2 separate regions of the Mus musculus genome follow, and region 1 is linked to region 2. A link is a loop called in an ENCODE intact Hi-C map of the cell type or tissue named here. Cell type or tissue: heart. All regions are shown on one strand.

What was found. Peaks named below come from ENCODE experiments on the same cell type or tissue, not always from the same donor. Only the 100,000 strongest peaks of a DNase experiment are listed, where the experiment ranks them.
Region 1: it touches region 2 in a loop (2.2-fold over the local background); 3 of 42 quality-filtered maps call a loop at or near these places.

What each region holds. Positions count from the first base shown.
Region 1 is chr3:21,423,663-21,431,662 of GRCm38, forward strand. It overlaps Gm31610 (a long non-coding RNA gene), which reads right to left. Exons shown (of 5, transcript XR_880697.3): 5 at 1-1,953. Among named protein-coding and RNA genes, the nearest start is that of Gm31610, 62 kb to the right of the region's middle. In heart, no CTCF peak of the experiment used is centred here; no DNase peak of the experiment used is centred here.
Region 2 is chr3:21,475,797-21,483,796 of GRCm38, forward strand. All of the region lies in intron 1 of Gm31610 (a long non-coding RNA gene), which reads right to left. Among named protein-coding and RNA genes, the nearest start is that of Gm31610, 9.9 kb to the right of the region's middle. In heart, no CTCF peak of the experiment used is centred here; DNase peaks (open chromatin) are centred at 1,755 and 3,565; H3K27ac peaks cover 1,096 bases.

The DNA.
Region 1 (8,000 bases), 52 kb before region 2:
AGAAAGTCTTCTACAAATAAATAAATGCAAATAAAAAAATACAAGTTCAGAATTGCAGTAACTACCCCACTATTGCCATGTCAGGCAGAGGGAGGCATTCCCAGTGGATAGCTGATGCATTTTGACCACTCAGGAGACAGTCTGAGTTCAGTATATTATTGAAGATAGAATTCCATTTAACTTTCTGGTAGAACTGAAGATATTTTAAAGACATACTTGTTCTATCCCCTAGGACATTGAAATTTCCTCAAGATTCTCCTACTAAAGTAGAAAGGCTGAGTCTCTCAGGGCAACCAGTGGAGGAACTTGTCTCTTCAAAAAATATTCCATCTTGTGAAACCTGGTGAAGCCCAGACAATGGTGAGTCAATGATGGGGAAACCACACTTTAACAAGACCTGATGAATTATACATAGTTCTTCCCATCTACTTAATGTTGTGTTAGGGCTCTAATGGCTCAGTTTCTTTTTCTCTCTTCCCAGTGTGATTACATTGAACAAATCTCTGTTTTTCACTGTAAGTTAGCTCTTTCAGTTTCCTTATTAGGGACAGGGGCTGAGCACATCTAGTTGCATTGCTGGAAACAAGACTCAGATCTGAATTCTGATAATTATACATTTGAAAAGTATCTAGTGTCTTAAAAGCCGGGTTTAAGGTGCTCTCAGATCTACACAGGACCAAGATTCTAGTTTGATTCTAATTCTAGAGGAGGTTACAGAAGAACAGGGATTGGTGTGGGTGTGAAACACCTGCTCCTATTAGATAGTTTAAGCCTTGGGTTAAAATTCATTGATGTTTTCTAACTGAGTCAAGCAACACAACCAGGAACTAATCTGTATACTAATCACGGTTCACAGCCCAGAAAACATTAAAGCAATAATGAGCAAATTTGTCAAAAACCACATAAAACTTTTCGTATTCCTTTTTTCAAATGTTTTAGTTGGTTTGTTCCCTGGAGTTCTGAAGTTTCTTGTGATGAACCTGACTACCTCTATCTTAGGCTGTAAAATCATCTTATGAAGACTAGGCTTATTCCTGTTTATGATTAAATCTCTGTATCTCAAAGACCAGGCTATGCCTCATCTGCAATTTTTACTATAAGTGGTTCTGTACTGTCTCTTCCTGGAAACAGCAGCCTTATCTTTGTTTCAAACCACATTGCAACCAAGCCTTTGTTTCAGGTACATTTTTGAAAACCTATCTTTGTGTCAAAGTGTTATTATGACTACAGTGTTATGACTACCTTATTACGTTCTGCTTCTATAACCCCACCTATTTGCCTGCCAAATCCCCCATTTGGAAATGTCCTACCCCTGAACTATAAAAGCCTATGTTCCCCATGTTCAAGGATGACCTCTAGAACCTTGACTTATGGGAAGATAGTTCATGTACATGAATAAAAATGCTGGCTACAATTAATTTGGCCATCATGACTTGGGTCTGTGTCCTTTATCCTCAAATCTTTGGGATTAGAAAATCCTTGGTCTGTTGTGCCAGGAAGTGTTCATGAACCCCAATAGACCAGCAAAGAGCCGACCACAATGTAATCGCATTAGAGTCACAAACTCAAGCTTGGGTACCTCGTCAACCCTGACACAGCCCCGAATTCTCATCGGGACAAGGTTTTATGGGAGATGGGAGAAAGGGAGGGGCAATTTATCTCAGCAAGCATCTAATTGAATGACTATTGGAAGCTGACAGTGCTCTGAAGCAAGACTGTGAACAATAACAAATGGTACATCTGAAACAATCAGACCACTCTTTGATTAGCTGTTGCTAGGAAGTAACAAGGGAGTAACTCTGGGGTACTGGCCAAGGCCAAGCCATGGGGTTCTTCCCAGGACTTGGGTGCAGCTCGGATTCAGCTGCTGGTCAAGTTCTCAGGCTCTTTTTCTTTTAAGGTGGAGGCTGGTCACAAGATGTAGTAGGTCTGGCCTCTCATGTCTTGCTTCCTCTGTGAAAAGAGTTCAAAATATTTAAGAGATTGTCTTACCCTGTAATAGACTATTCCAAGAATAAGTTGGCTTCTCATCTTTTCCATCTTGGAGCAGCTATTTATCATCTAAATCCCAGACACCCAGAAGCAGTGTGAATGTGAGGAGTCCTAGAAGGAACATGCAGCAGCCCTTCCTCTGTGGTGAAGTGACAGTCCGGGTTTAATGAATCCTGGTGATGCACCTTGCTTTTGTTATTTTCAGAGCATTTCTGAGAAAGCTCATGAAGTCAAGGCAGGTGAGTGTGGATCTAGTTTAACCACCTGTGTCTGTGCGTGGCTTGAGCTATGCGCACGCATGCCCTTCTTAACAAGGCATCTAACAGTCAGGGATCCCCCACCTACATCAAATTGTATAGACATCCTGCTCCAAGCAACATAATAGGTGGCCACCCTTCCTTTATCCAGGGTCCCCTCCTTTATAGTCAAACATATGCTAAAATATGTTGCAAGCAATGTATCAATCCAACCTGCACTGGTTTTGAATATATGTATAGTAAGACAAATTGTTATCTGAGTGGACTTTAGGAAAAATCCACTGTTTACCACTTCATGCCTGTGCATAATTTTGAATACTTATGAATTAAATCAAATGCAACTTGGAGAGGACAAGTATGGCAGAGAAAGTCTCATATAACTCAAGTTTGCCAATCAAAAGCAAAGAACCACCCACATCAGGCCCCTTAAAAACAAATGGTCCCCTATGGGGCACCATAAAAGGAAGCCCTAAACAATAACTAAGGCTCTTGGGCACTCTAGCTCAATGACCTGCTATTTACTTACTCCCTTACATTTTATCCTATTCTACCTCTTTAATTCAAACTTCTTTATACTTTGCTGTCTGAAAACTTTGAGCAAGAAGCTGGAAATGCTGTGCCTCCACCATACACATACCCCCAAATACACACACACACACACACACACACACACACACGCACGCACGCACGCACACGTACTCACACACTTGGAACAAACCAATCAGGATGAGATCATTGTACCCTGTATAAATGGTGTTTGGTGTGGGTCTGCAGTCTGAAGCCTGAACAGCTGAGTGCATACTGCCACACACTCCACTCTAGAAGGCTCGTTATCTTGTTTATCTTGTCCTAGGAAAACCTGACCTCCAGTTTAACCTTTCACACAGATTATGAAACAGCCTTCTATTAAATCCCAACACTCTGGCACAATTTTAAACAAAAAAATACCCTGGTGCAATATGGAGGACAATTTTTTAATTGAGAAACAAAACACATTCTGTCCAGGGCTGTGAAGTTGACTTTCATAACAGGCGGGAGTTGTTCAGATTCTGGCAAAGGCAGTTGTAAATTTTCACTTCCCCACTAATTGTCTTGATAACCCCAGGCTATATCCTAATTACTTTTTGTCTTTGGTTTCCTCACTTTGAAAACAAGGAAAATAATAGTTTTCTTTAAGGTAGTTAGCAGGATTAAGCAGAATTATATCTTTTATAAAACACTTAAAGCAGGACCGAGAAACACAAAACATACATTCAATCAATACAAGTTTCTTTCTCCAAACTCCAGGGGAGAACTGAACAGATGTAGAAAGAAACCTTGGGGTACCCCAGGACTACCAAGACATGGGTGGTCTTCAAATTTCAACAAATAATTAGAAAAACAGGAGTTTTGAATTTCAAAACTAGATGTTTTAGGGATGCTAGGAGAAGAAGCAAACATAACTTCTACTAAGAGATGACCACAGATACAGGAAAAATGGTGTCCACATTTATGGAAGAAGAGATTTAAAAAAAAGGCAGAAGTAACATAAACATTAAATGTGAAGGTAAGGTTCTTCTTTGACAATAAAACAATCCAAATATGTGGCTTTGGTGACAAGTATTCTTAGGAACCTCAAAGCTGTCAACTCCAGGCTTGCAGACGGATGAGCGCAGCGGCACACAGTGAATGAAAACACATGCAGCACACACAGAAAAGGCAGACTGTGGGATCAAAGCCAGAAACTATTCTTGGGTTGTTTTTCTCTTCAAAATAAGCTTTTTTTCCCCCATGATGCTAAATTTAAACAGCTGAATTTCTTTTTGTGAAAACAGTATTCTATTCAACCTTTTCAAAAGACTTGCCATTTAATAAGAAGTGGTCATTTTCTCCCAGGGAGGAAACCCCCTGAGCTACAGCTCTTCCTGGAAGAGGCCTGGCATATGATGAATGCTCATCTCCCCTATCTGAGCGGCTGGAGCCTCTACTACTTAGAGCCGAAAAAAAAAAAAAAAAAAACCAACAATGATGAAATTACTGCACCCAACAAGAATGAAGTATAGGGAATGCTCTCTGATTACAAGCCACACATTTTGTGTATGAGGAAGAAACATAGGAGCCTACTTATCTTCCGTTGTCACCATACCTGGGAAGAGGGCACCTCAAGTTAAACAGTGTCTCCATAAGACTGGCCTGTGGCAATGTCTGTCTGAAAGGCATTTTTTATTGCTAATTGGTGTGGGAGAGCTCAGCCCACTATTGGCAGTTTATCCTTCCACAGGTAAGCTTGGGATAAATTTTAAAAAGTAGCTGAGCAAGCCAGGGAATCAAGCCAGTAAGCAGTGGTTTCTTGTTCAAGATCCTACCATGATTTCCTGCTTGGCTTTCCTGGTTGGTGAACTATGACCCTAAGAGGAAATCATCCCTTTCTGCCCTGACGTGCTTCTAGTCATGGTATTTAATCACAAGGGAAAGAGATAAGGCACACAGGAAGAGCAGAGCTAGAGCTGTTGAAGAAATGGCTGGTGTAATTAAGGCTATTGTTTAGAAGGAATTAGATGCTAAAGGATGAAAGAGTCAGCAGCCAAGTTGGAGCAATGAAACCGTGTGCCATGGGCAATTTCTCAGATTCCTGCTTATGTGAGAAGCTTACCACAGACTAATCAAAGTGTATCCTAAACCCACAATAATCAGAGCACGGAAAGAGATGCGTGCAGAGCTAAAGCATCTGAGGAAGGCGCCACTAAACGACAAGAGTAGCCAGGTAAGCTGGTTTGTGAGTCAAAGGTTAGGCACATTTTCACTCTGGGAGATAACTGCTCCTTACCATATCATTATAACTAGACATGCCTTCCAGAAGAGAGGATGGACTCACATGTTCTCAGATCTAACATAGACAAGTTGACCCTTGTTCCATTCACCCACCACACTGCAAAACTCTGAAAACAGTGTCTCTGAGCCCCTTATATCCAAACTATTACTATGCAGTCAGAAGATAAATTTGCCTACTTCTTCTGGTTTACCTGCTCTACTTGATAGACCATGCCCTGCCCTATCCAGACGACAGTTTCTTAAGAAGACAGATACCCCAGTCTGAAGAAATCAGGCCATTCCTCCTGAATCCTCTAGGAGACAGTTGAGAAGTTGTTCTGTGCTGTGGTTTTACAGCTCCTGACTTATGGTCTTAACAAATACTTAGCTTTTCCAGGCTCTTTGTCTCATCTGCTATGAGGAAGTCAATCTAGGGATGTAAGGCATCCCTCCAGGATCTAGAGAGATGGATCAGTAGTTGAGAGCATGTTTCTCCTCCAGTTGATCGACATTATTGTCCCTGGAGGCACATGGTGTCTTACAATGATCTGGAACTCAGTTTCAGGGAAATCTGACACCTTCTTCAAGCCTTCATAGACACCAGCATACTCAAGGCATATATTCACCATACACATACACATACACATACACATACACATACACATACATAATTTTTTAAGATACTTAACTAACCTCATTCCTGGTCCTCAAAAATTTATAAAAGCCTGATGTTTTCTTTGTTGAAGGAACTTCTCTAAAGATTCTTTTCTGGATCTACCCTGTCATCCTTTGATGGCTCTCTTTCTTACTCTTGCTTCAAGTGTTATGAGGTTCCTCTCCAGGTTTTAAAGGGAAGCCTTCCTTGCTTTTAAGCCTTGCATACCCTAATTTTGACACATTGTTATTCTTTTCTAGACCTCTCCCAACCTCAATGTCTAGTCATGGTTTGGTGGCCCTTTCCTCTAATGATGCTACCAGCATGCATTCTACTACCCCTTTCCCTTTATAGATCTAAATCCACAAGGAAGGAAAAACATGATGACTATAAAATATTCACAAAGTCTAAGTCATAGCATTGCATGTGTTTGATGGCCAGAAGCTGAGTCTGAACTGCCACAATGAGGAATTCATTCCTGGTTTCACCAAATGTGAAACATAGCCCATTATTTTTATCCACCACATAGAAAAGAAAAGAGCATTGCCAATTAAACTGACACAATGTTCTCTGATGAGAAGAAACTATGTATCTATTGGAGGAAAGATGTGGAACTTACTTAGGTATTTATAGTGTAAGTGTTATATATAATTAATTTCTATCTACCATTGCCACCAACCAGAGTGCTTACTATGGCCAAAATGTGTTCATAACCAAACCTTTAGAGTCAAATTTTAAATCCAGAACTATAATAATCATATTTCTCACTGTACAGTTGTTCTGTAGTCTCAATTCCTGGATGCATTTGCTTTTATTTGTTTTTTAAGACAGAGTCTCCAAACAATGACACCATTGCATACACTAGAAAGCGTTTGCTGAAAGGACCCTGATATAGCTGTCTCTTATGAGACTAGGCCGGGGCCTAGCAAACACATAAGTGGATGCTCACAGTCAGCTATTGGATGGATCACAGGGCCCCCAATGGAGGAGCTAGAGAAAGTACCCAAGGAGCTAAAGAGATCTGCAACCCTATAGGTGCAACAACATTGCTTTTGGGATAGCATTGGAAAATACGTAATTAAAAAAAAAAAAAAAGACAGAGTCTCATAAAGCCAGTGATAATCTCAAAGCCAGTATGTAGTCAGGGATGACCTTGAACTCCTGATTTTCCTTTGTTTAGCTTCTGAAAGATGAAGATTGAGGTGTGAGCTACCATGCCCATGTTTCAGAAATCATTTCAAAGACTGACCCTTATGCAAGACTTGATGGTGGTGCTTTCAGATCATTTGAGAAGATGTCAATAGGAGATCGTCAGATGGAAAGCAGAATTCCTCCTCTTGGGCCTTTGAATGGCAAAGGAGATTTAGTCGTCATTCACATCACAGAGGTAACAATCACACTGACACATGCACAGGAAATGACAGCTAGGTCAGGACCACCCTTAGCCAACAGTGATTGTAAGACATGGTCACCAAAGAACATATGCTGAAAGATGTTGAACTGAGAAAGCAAAATGCAACTTAGAATTAGCAAATGCACTGCTGTACTGAACAAGATGCCTGCAGATACAATAGCTATGACTTCGTGTCCCAGGAACCAATTCTTTGACTTTCTCAGCCTGGTAACCTATGCTTAACTCACTGTTTGATCTCTTGGTTCAATATACATATGCAAACAAGCTATATGCAACAAAAAGATAAACTCTTTTTCTAAGTGTACTTTCCCTGCCAGTTACCATGACAACCCCTCTGCCAATTCAAGTCACAGGAAAAGAGCAAAACCCATGGACAATGTCATTCATCTCTATTTCATTGTCACTTTGCAAGAAAAAAAAAAAAAACTCTGTTTTTCTGACAACTATGCTGATTTTCATAAACTGTATTTCATTGGACACATACATCATGGAAACTGACCTGACTCCTGTACTGGTAAGGATTCTTTACAGAAACAGAACAGATAGAATGCACATTACAAAGGGGATTTATCTGACTAGCATTCACAATATAGTCCAGGTAGTCCCACAGTAGCTTTGTACATGAGAAAGAGGCTGGGAGCCTGGTAGCTGCCCAGTCCCCAATGTTGGAAGCCTCAGCAACACCAACAGAGAGCTGAAAGTCTAGAAGATACCTGAAGAGCCAATAAGAACCTGACTTGTAACGTCACTGGAGGATGCCTACAGCAGAACAGACAATAACCACCCAGGAGCAGGGGCTGGCAGAAAAAAGCAGCACCTTTTCCTTTGGACCTTATCTCTCTGCCATAGACAGAAAGTGCCATCCACTGTGGGAAGCGGTCTCCCTCTGTCA
Region 2 (8,000 bases):
TAACTAAGAAACACAATGTGGTATAGTATAAGTGAAAAGGGGGCTTTCGAACCCAGTAATGGTAAATCAAACCCTATCAATGTCTCTGTATGGCACTGAATATGTCACTAATATCTCTTTGCTTATATCTATATCTAGACAGACAGACAGATGATAGGTAGGTAGGCAGATAGATGGATGGATAGATAGATTACTAATATATCTGCTTATCTGTAGGACGGTGCAGGGTTATCTGTGCTACTACATTCATTGGTGTTAAGAAGAGAGTAACTGAAGAAATAAACATAAAATCACATGTCATCTATAACTGTACTTAACATATGGCATGCTCATGAGCTGCCTTTGTAATTTTTCAAGTTAGGCACACAAAAAAACTATAAATGTAATTGATGAAGGGAAGAAGGACTGTGTTTTTTGTAGATGGGTGATGCTGTGGGCTGTTTAGCCCTCATTTTATTTTTCAGGAATAGCCTACATTCGTCAGTGTGATATCAACCAAAGTTTTAAGAAACAAAATTCTCTAAAGAAAAGTTGTCTGAATCTTTAAATGTACAATTGTTACCTGGAATGACTTAATTCAACAGAAGTCTATCGTTAAGCTACAACTAAGGAGTAAACAGAAAACTGATGAATATTATCTGGAAGTACTTATCTGGGGTGTGTGTGTGTGTGTGTGTGTGTGTAGTACATGCTTGCAGTATATGGTAGACACACGTAAGGGTGAGAACCACAGATGGAGAGAATTCCAATTTAACAAAAGGGTCTTCTGCCAGCTTTAGAGATGTTAGCAAATATTTCCTACACAAGATAAGTCTCAGATTTTCTTTCATCAGAAAGAACCATTAGATGATTCCTCAGGGTTACTAAGGAAATGGAGTTTTGATATTGGCTTAGGAAACATCATACTCTCCCCAAACCTTTGGCTCCATCCACACAAGCAGTGATAGAAGTCCACGGTGCTCACACAGAGTTGTATTCTTCTCCTTGGAATTTTACACTTTTTTTTTAATTAGGTATTTTCCTCATTTACATTTCCAATGCTATCCCAAAAGTCCCCTATACCCTCCCCCCCACCCACCCACCCACTCCCACTTTTTGGCCCTGGAGTTCCCCTGTACTGGGGCATATAAAGTTTGCAAGTCCAATGGGCCTCTCTTTCCAGTGATGGCCGACTAGGCCATCTTTTGATACATATGCAGCTAGAGACAAGAGCTCCGGGGTACTGGTTAGTTCATAATGTTGTTCCACCGATAGGGTTGCAGATCCCTTTAGCTCCTTTAAACATACACAGTGTTTCGTGGACAATCTCTGTCATCCTGGTCATCTTTTGTCGTTCTGTCTTTTCCATTTAAACCACCCCACTGACCTTCAGACCTCATCCAGACCTCATGGGTGTCCCAAAGAAGACAACACACGGATCCTTTAAGAGCCAGACATTTTCTATACGTCCACCTCCCCTTGGTGGGGGTAACTGAATAAAGGCTGCTATCTTCTCTGGGTCCCGCTTCAAGGATTTATTTTAAAACCTGTATCATCAAATAATAAATGCTTTAAGCTGAAGCGAATGCCTAAAATGAAAACAGAGACACCTTAAGATGCTTCATAATCTAACCAACCATTCCCTGGTAGACAGTATCCAGTTTCCTCTCCTGTCTGTACTCAGTTGGCTTCCTAAAATAGAGAGGGATAAGGACCACAGGCTTCACGTCATGAATGAGCTCCGTCTCAGCTGTGGGCTCTCCAGAAATGATTCAACACCACAGATGGAATCCACATGTGAATATCCACGTGACGACTGACTAGCAAGATTTCAATGAAACCAGAGAACATTTTTTTTTTCTTTAGCTCAAGTATATTTGGCCAGTGTAGGTTGGGGGAAGGCCTGGAATCACTGGAATCACAGTGAACAATTGAGATATTGAAGGCAAAGAAACAAAAAAAAATCCATGGAAAGACCTTCTAAGCAATGAGGGTAGGCTTTTTGGAAGCATTGGTCTGTTTGTTTCCAGGTTTGGTTTGTATTTGTTCTTTTTAAAGCCAAGGAGCTTTCTAAATTTCTTCAAAGGATAGTTTTGCATTGGGCATTTTATTAGGGGCTTTTTCTCTCAGAAAGAACCCTCAGTAGAAACCACCCTGGGAGAAAAAGCTACAAAGGCAGGATTATGGAAGCCCAAGAAATAAATAAATAAAACCAAGAAAACAGAAGTGGAGCCACAGCTAAAACAGGTGTTTTACATTTCAGACTGGAGGCAAATCAGTCCAGAAGCAGGAAAGTATGGCTCCACTGCCACGTGCTGTGAACCTTGTGTCTTGGATGGAGCTTAAACCAACTACTCAAAGAGATCCAAGGCTGTCACAGAAACCCACACTGTAGTAGGAAAGAAAACAGCCAGCTCAGGTGCCATCATAGCCTCCTTTAAAGAATCCACGAGGTGTCTGGGACATACAGAGAGACCTGGGGGAGAGACAACTTTACTCTCTGGCTCTTGGAGTCACTATACATGCAGCTGTGATCAGGCTAAACTCTGAAATCCCAGAATCAACTGGCAAAGCAGATCCCCAGAACCCATATAAGAAAACCATATAAAATGGGTGTAGAGTGTACATTTTTTACTTCAGCAGTGAATGGTGAAAGGAGATATAGTGGAAGGTAGATACCCAGCTCACTGAACAATTAGTTTTGCCTACTTGGAAATTACTAGACAAATGAGTGCTCCCATCTCAAGCAAAAAGCAGAAGGCACCTGAGAAAGGACATCCAAGCAAGCACACTCATTCGGATTTGGTTGCCAGTGCACCAGCCCTGTGGGCTGCTGTTTCCTTATCCATCCAGAGAGAATCCTAGACCTCTAGTCTGTCACAGAGAGCAGATGACTCAACATCTTCAATCATTTTCTCTAGCAAGGCAAAACCTCTCAAGTTAGTGTTTTATAAGCATGGACAGACAGTTTCCATTCTGGTCCTTATCAAAACACTGCCATTCCTTTGATAACAGTTATGAAATCATCTCTCAGAACTTGGGTATCTTTAAAGAGGTTTTTTTTTTTTTTTTTTTTTTTTAATGCAAGCTGCCCCGTTCTCCCTCCCCCGCTTCACCAAGATTCAATTAACGGGAGGAGGAATGTGGTGGTTTTTAACAAGTTCTTCTAAGCCAAACTGCTTAGAGACATACATTAGGCTGCCTTTAGTAATGGGAAAAAATTATCTCACCATGACTGGACTTTCTCACCTCCAAAAGAGGATTCCTATCTGTCACCTGGACAGCCAAGATTGATTTTTCTAATTAAGCAGGCATTTGTACTGGCACAGGGAGCCACAGAATTCTTCCCTACTGTATCTTCCCAACATATTCCTGTTTGTGTTCATTTTCCATCCTGTTTAAAGCTCCCTAGTGTTGAACCGGGAGGGGTCAGGAACTCACTCTATGAAAACACCCATTAAAATCTCTGGCTGCTTTCAGAAAGAAATGTGTCAACACAGGCAAAGGAAAGAAAACATGTGATAGAAATCTCTTTGGACTGGGCTTGGCTCCCACGTGGACAGAATTTGCCTTCACCAGTTCCCACACACTGTCCCCCACCCCCGGGTCTGCTCTGCTCCATCTGGGTCTGCCCTGCTCTGCTTCTCAGGGTCTGCCAATGCAGATGGCTGTAGGAAGCAGGCTGTTAGCACTTTGAAAGGCTATGTGGCACTTTCTGCCTTTTAAAAAGGTACAAGAAGCTCTTGTGCAGCCTTCAGTGATGAGACCGGCTTGTGGTGTAATTCAGTTTACTTAAGGGAACAATTTGGAGCCCTGAAGAGCAAAGCCCAGTTCTGGCCCCACAGTGCTGGGTCATGTGGCCTCATGACTTTCTTTCAGTGGGAGACACTAGAGGATAAAACTGAAATCAGTAAGAAAAGCTGGCATCTTTTTTAGTTTGTTCCTGGTACATCCATTACCTAATATTTTATTTAAAAGCTCAGTCCCTGCACTAAATGAACGGGCTAATCTCAATTTAGGAGTTGGCCTGCCCTCACATGATGACAGCTAACTGTTAACTGTCTTTAAAAAATAGAGGAAAGAAAAAATTAAAAAGAAACAAAGAGGAAGAGAAGAAGAAATGGCTAAGGGTAATTTAAGGGTTGTGTAAACTTATTAAAGGAACAATTGTTTCAAAGACAAAGGATAGCCTTAAGGGCTGGGTTGGGGATTAGTTGGTAGAATACTTGATTAGCATACACAAATCCCTGGATTCTGTCCACAGCACCACACACAGTGTGGTGGCCAAAGTCAGTAGTCTCAGAACTCAGGCAGTAAAGGCAGGAGGAGCAGAAGTTCAAGGTTACATAGGAAGTTTGAGGTCAGACAGGTATACTTCAGACCCTAACCAATTAAAACAATCAAAATTAAAAAAAATTCTTTCAGATACTGTCCCTTACATTCATTTGGCAGTGGCAGCTCTTAGTAGGTACTGGAAGCCAAAGTTGTCCTAGTAGGCTACACAGCTGCAACACTCAGACTCAAGGTTGAACTCTAAGCTCTTCCCTGAAGTCTCTCCCCTTCCTGATTCTCTCTTCCCCTGGAACCCTGTATCTAATCGCTTGTCTTGCTCCATGAAGTACATTTGTAGTTAAGTCAGAATAATTTGCTGTCTTTCACTTTGGAGGATCATTGCAATACCTTCTTCTCTGCATGTCCAACCTGTCCACTCCTTTATAGTCAGAGAAAAAGTAGCTTTCGTATTATCTTAGGCACTCTTAATTAAATTCTGTCATTTCACACTCTGAGACTCTAGTAGTTTCCAGTGAAATACTACCAAGTGGTATACTACCAAGATACCAATATCCCCTCAACAGGCCTTTCTAGACTCTCTCACATCAGGAGGTTGGTACCTTCCAAATGATGACAAAAAGATGCTTCAGTTAAACACTTTAACTAGAGGTTGCATTGTTTGATTTATTTTGTTTTGAGGCAGGGTCTCATGTACCCTAGATTAGCCTCAAACTCACTACTATATAATCCATACTTACCCTGAACTTCTAATCATTCTGCATCCATATCTCAGGTCTGGGACTACAGGTATCCATCTACAAAATTAGTTTATGAATTGCAGGGCCTTTTGCATGCTAGTCCACCACTCTATCAACTGATCCATAGCTCCAGCCTATGTTTAATATGTTTCTCATTATGTTCTTAAATTATCCGCTATACTTATTGGTAGTATTTCCTCATAAAATTCAGTTTTAGTAAAATTGCTTTTAAATTTAGTTAACAAGAGCCCATCAACTCTCTGGTCTCTTATATCAGATCACCTTTATTATCTGAGTATCACTGATACCTGATCAGATTGATGCCCTCAGCATTCCTGAAAAAGCATCTAATTGCTGGGACTGCCCTCAGTAAGATTGCTTTTAGGTAGGTTTAGTTCCAGTGTTCTTCCCCTTAATGTTATTTTTTAGTAATCTTCTATTCTCTGACCCTCACCATATTTTCCTTACTATAAATTTCTAGGTGGGGCCATGGATCTAGAAGTTGAGCCCTTTGTATTTTTTCTTTTTCTGCAAAACAGATATTGCAATGGTTCATGTAGCTGTGGTAATGGCACCGAATGAAGTCACTCTTACTATGTTTAACCCAGTCTCACAACCCTGTCCTTTACATAGGTCTTTAGAAATGGTATCAGACTTGTGTTCATATCTCTTGATGACTAGATATCACAACTATCATTTTCTGGGTGGAACATTTAGCATACTGGGAGACAGCTGTAAAACACAGCCACTTAGTTGCTGTTTTGTTGCTGTAATAAAATGCCCTGCAGGGAACAACTGAAGGGAGACAGGGTTTATTTTGTTTCATAGTTCTGAAGGGATATACTCCATCATGACAGAGAATACAGGGCATCAGGCAGAAGAGGCATGGTGGCAGGAGCAGGAGAAGTTTGTCACATTACATTCATAGTCAAATAACAGAGTAAATGAGAGAAGCCCAGCTATAATGCTTCACAGACCCCACCCAGTGACCCTCTTCTTACAGCAAGACTATGTCCTCTAGGTTTTACCAACTTTCCAAATAGCACAACCATCTAGGGGCCAACTGTTCAAAGACATGAGGCTGTGGGAGATATTTTACATGCAAACCATAACACCTGTATTAAGAAACATTCCCTCAGATCTGACCATATTGAACCTCACTCTTCCTTCAAATGTATACTATCCTTGTCATGTCTCTGTCTACTTTTAACTCATTGCATAAGCCTCAGCAAAGCATCCTGGTTGTCCCCATTTTGCACCAAACACACACAGATGCAAATATACATATACCTATATGCATATATACACACCTATAAACAAGCACATAGATATACAAAAATATGTATACACAAATGCATATATACATACGAATACTTGTGGATATACACAATACATAAACACATATGTACACATATATATATATATGCACATATATATAAACATACATTCAGACAGTTGTAAACATACATACATATATACATACATATTGATAAATATACACTATGGTCAGTTGAACAAGAAATGTCTTCCAGAGGCTCCAGTATTCGAACACGTGTTCCCCATTTGTGACACAGCTTTGGGAGTTCTGAGGTACCTTACTTCAAGGAGATGGCGCAGGAAAAATGGCCTTTGAGAATACAAGTCCCACGCTACTTCCAGTTTGCCCTCTGCTTTGCACTTGCAATTGAGAATGTGAGTTCTCAGCTTCCCCCTCCTATCACTATGCCTACCACTTGCAGCTATGCCTCTCCAGAGACACAGTCCCTGATGGGCTTTTATCTTTCAGGAATCAGAAATCAAAATAAACTCTTTCCTCTATAGCTTGTCTGGGTAATGGTATTTTGTGGGATGTAAAACTATACCAGGAGAAGGAATGGGAGGAGACATAAGTGAAAGAATGAACTGCAGGCTGAACCAGCTCTGTGTCCTAGAATTTAAAACATGGGGGTGTAGGTTAAGAGGAGAGTAAGAAAATACACCAGAATGAGAACTTCAAGAGAATGTATCACTATCTCAAAATGTAGACTCTCTGGAGCAGAATTTCACTATGGTGGAAGAAAACATTGGGAAAAAGGATAAGCTAATCACTCAGCTGCAGAATCCATAAACTGAAAGACCTGGAAGAAACGAAAGTCAGGCTGAAGCCCTGTTTTGGGCAAGGAACAGCCATTAGTGATGATAGAAAACAACCAAGAAAACCACTCACTGTACTGATGATCCTGGATCCTCTTTGCCCACCCAGTGGTGAGGCACCAAGCACCTCAGAACAGGGTCTTGCTGATAATGAGAAAGGGTGGACAGATCTATGAGAACACTCTTTGTTGTTGTGGAGAGCAAATACACCCAACTGACCTGAACAAAGGCCACAGTTTCCTTTCACAAATACTAAATCATGTTCCTGTGATAACTATTTTTCTCTTTAAAACTCTCAGGAATGAAGGTGATCCTGTGAACTTGCTGATCCACTGCCATCCTCAGCTCAGCCCTTTTATCTTTGAGTCTCCATCGTATCCACAGAGGAACGGTGGCACAGTTAATTAGATGAGAAGTTAATTAGAATCTAGGTCTTCCACTATTTCTCCCTTCCTTCGGCAGTTCCTCCAATTCCTGAAAGTTCTGCTTAAAGGGAAGGTTTACCCCCTGGAGGCTTACTGCGGCAACACATGCCTAGCTGCCTGCACCTACCCTTCAAGGGGGATGGGGGTCATTAAAGGTAGCTGAACATTGAAAATAAAAATGTTTACATTCGGACTTTATCCCATGTACCTCATTGGGCAAGTACCACGTGACTTCATCTACCAGAGTTTGTAGATTGGGAATTACTGGGGCTTAAGGACAGATGTTAGTTGTGTCTTGTCCACTCATCTCTCAGTGGTACAGTCTATCACTTCAGGTGAAAAGGAAAAGAATAGAGGGTGAGTTAGACAATGAGTGCTGAACAAGGCCCTTCAGAGAAGAGTATGATTTGTCACACCCTTGAGACTAAAGCCA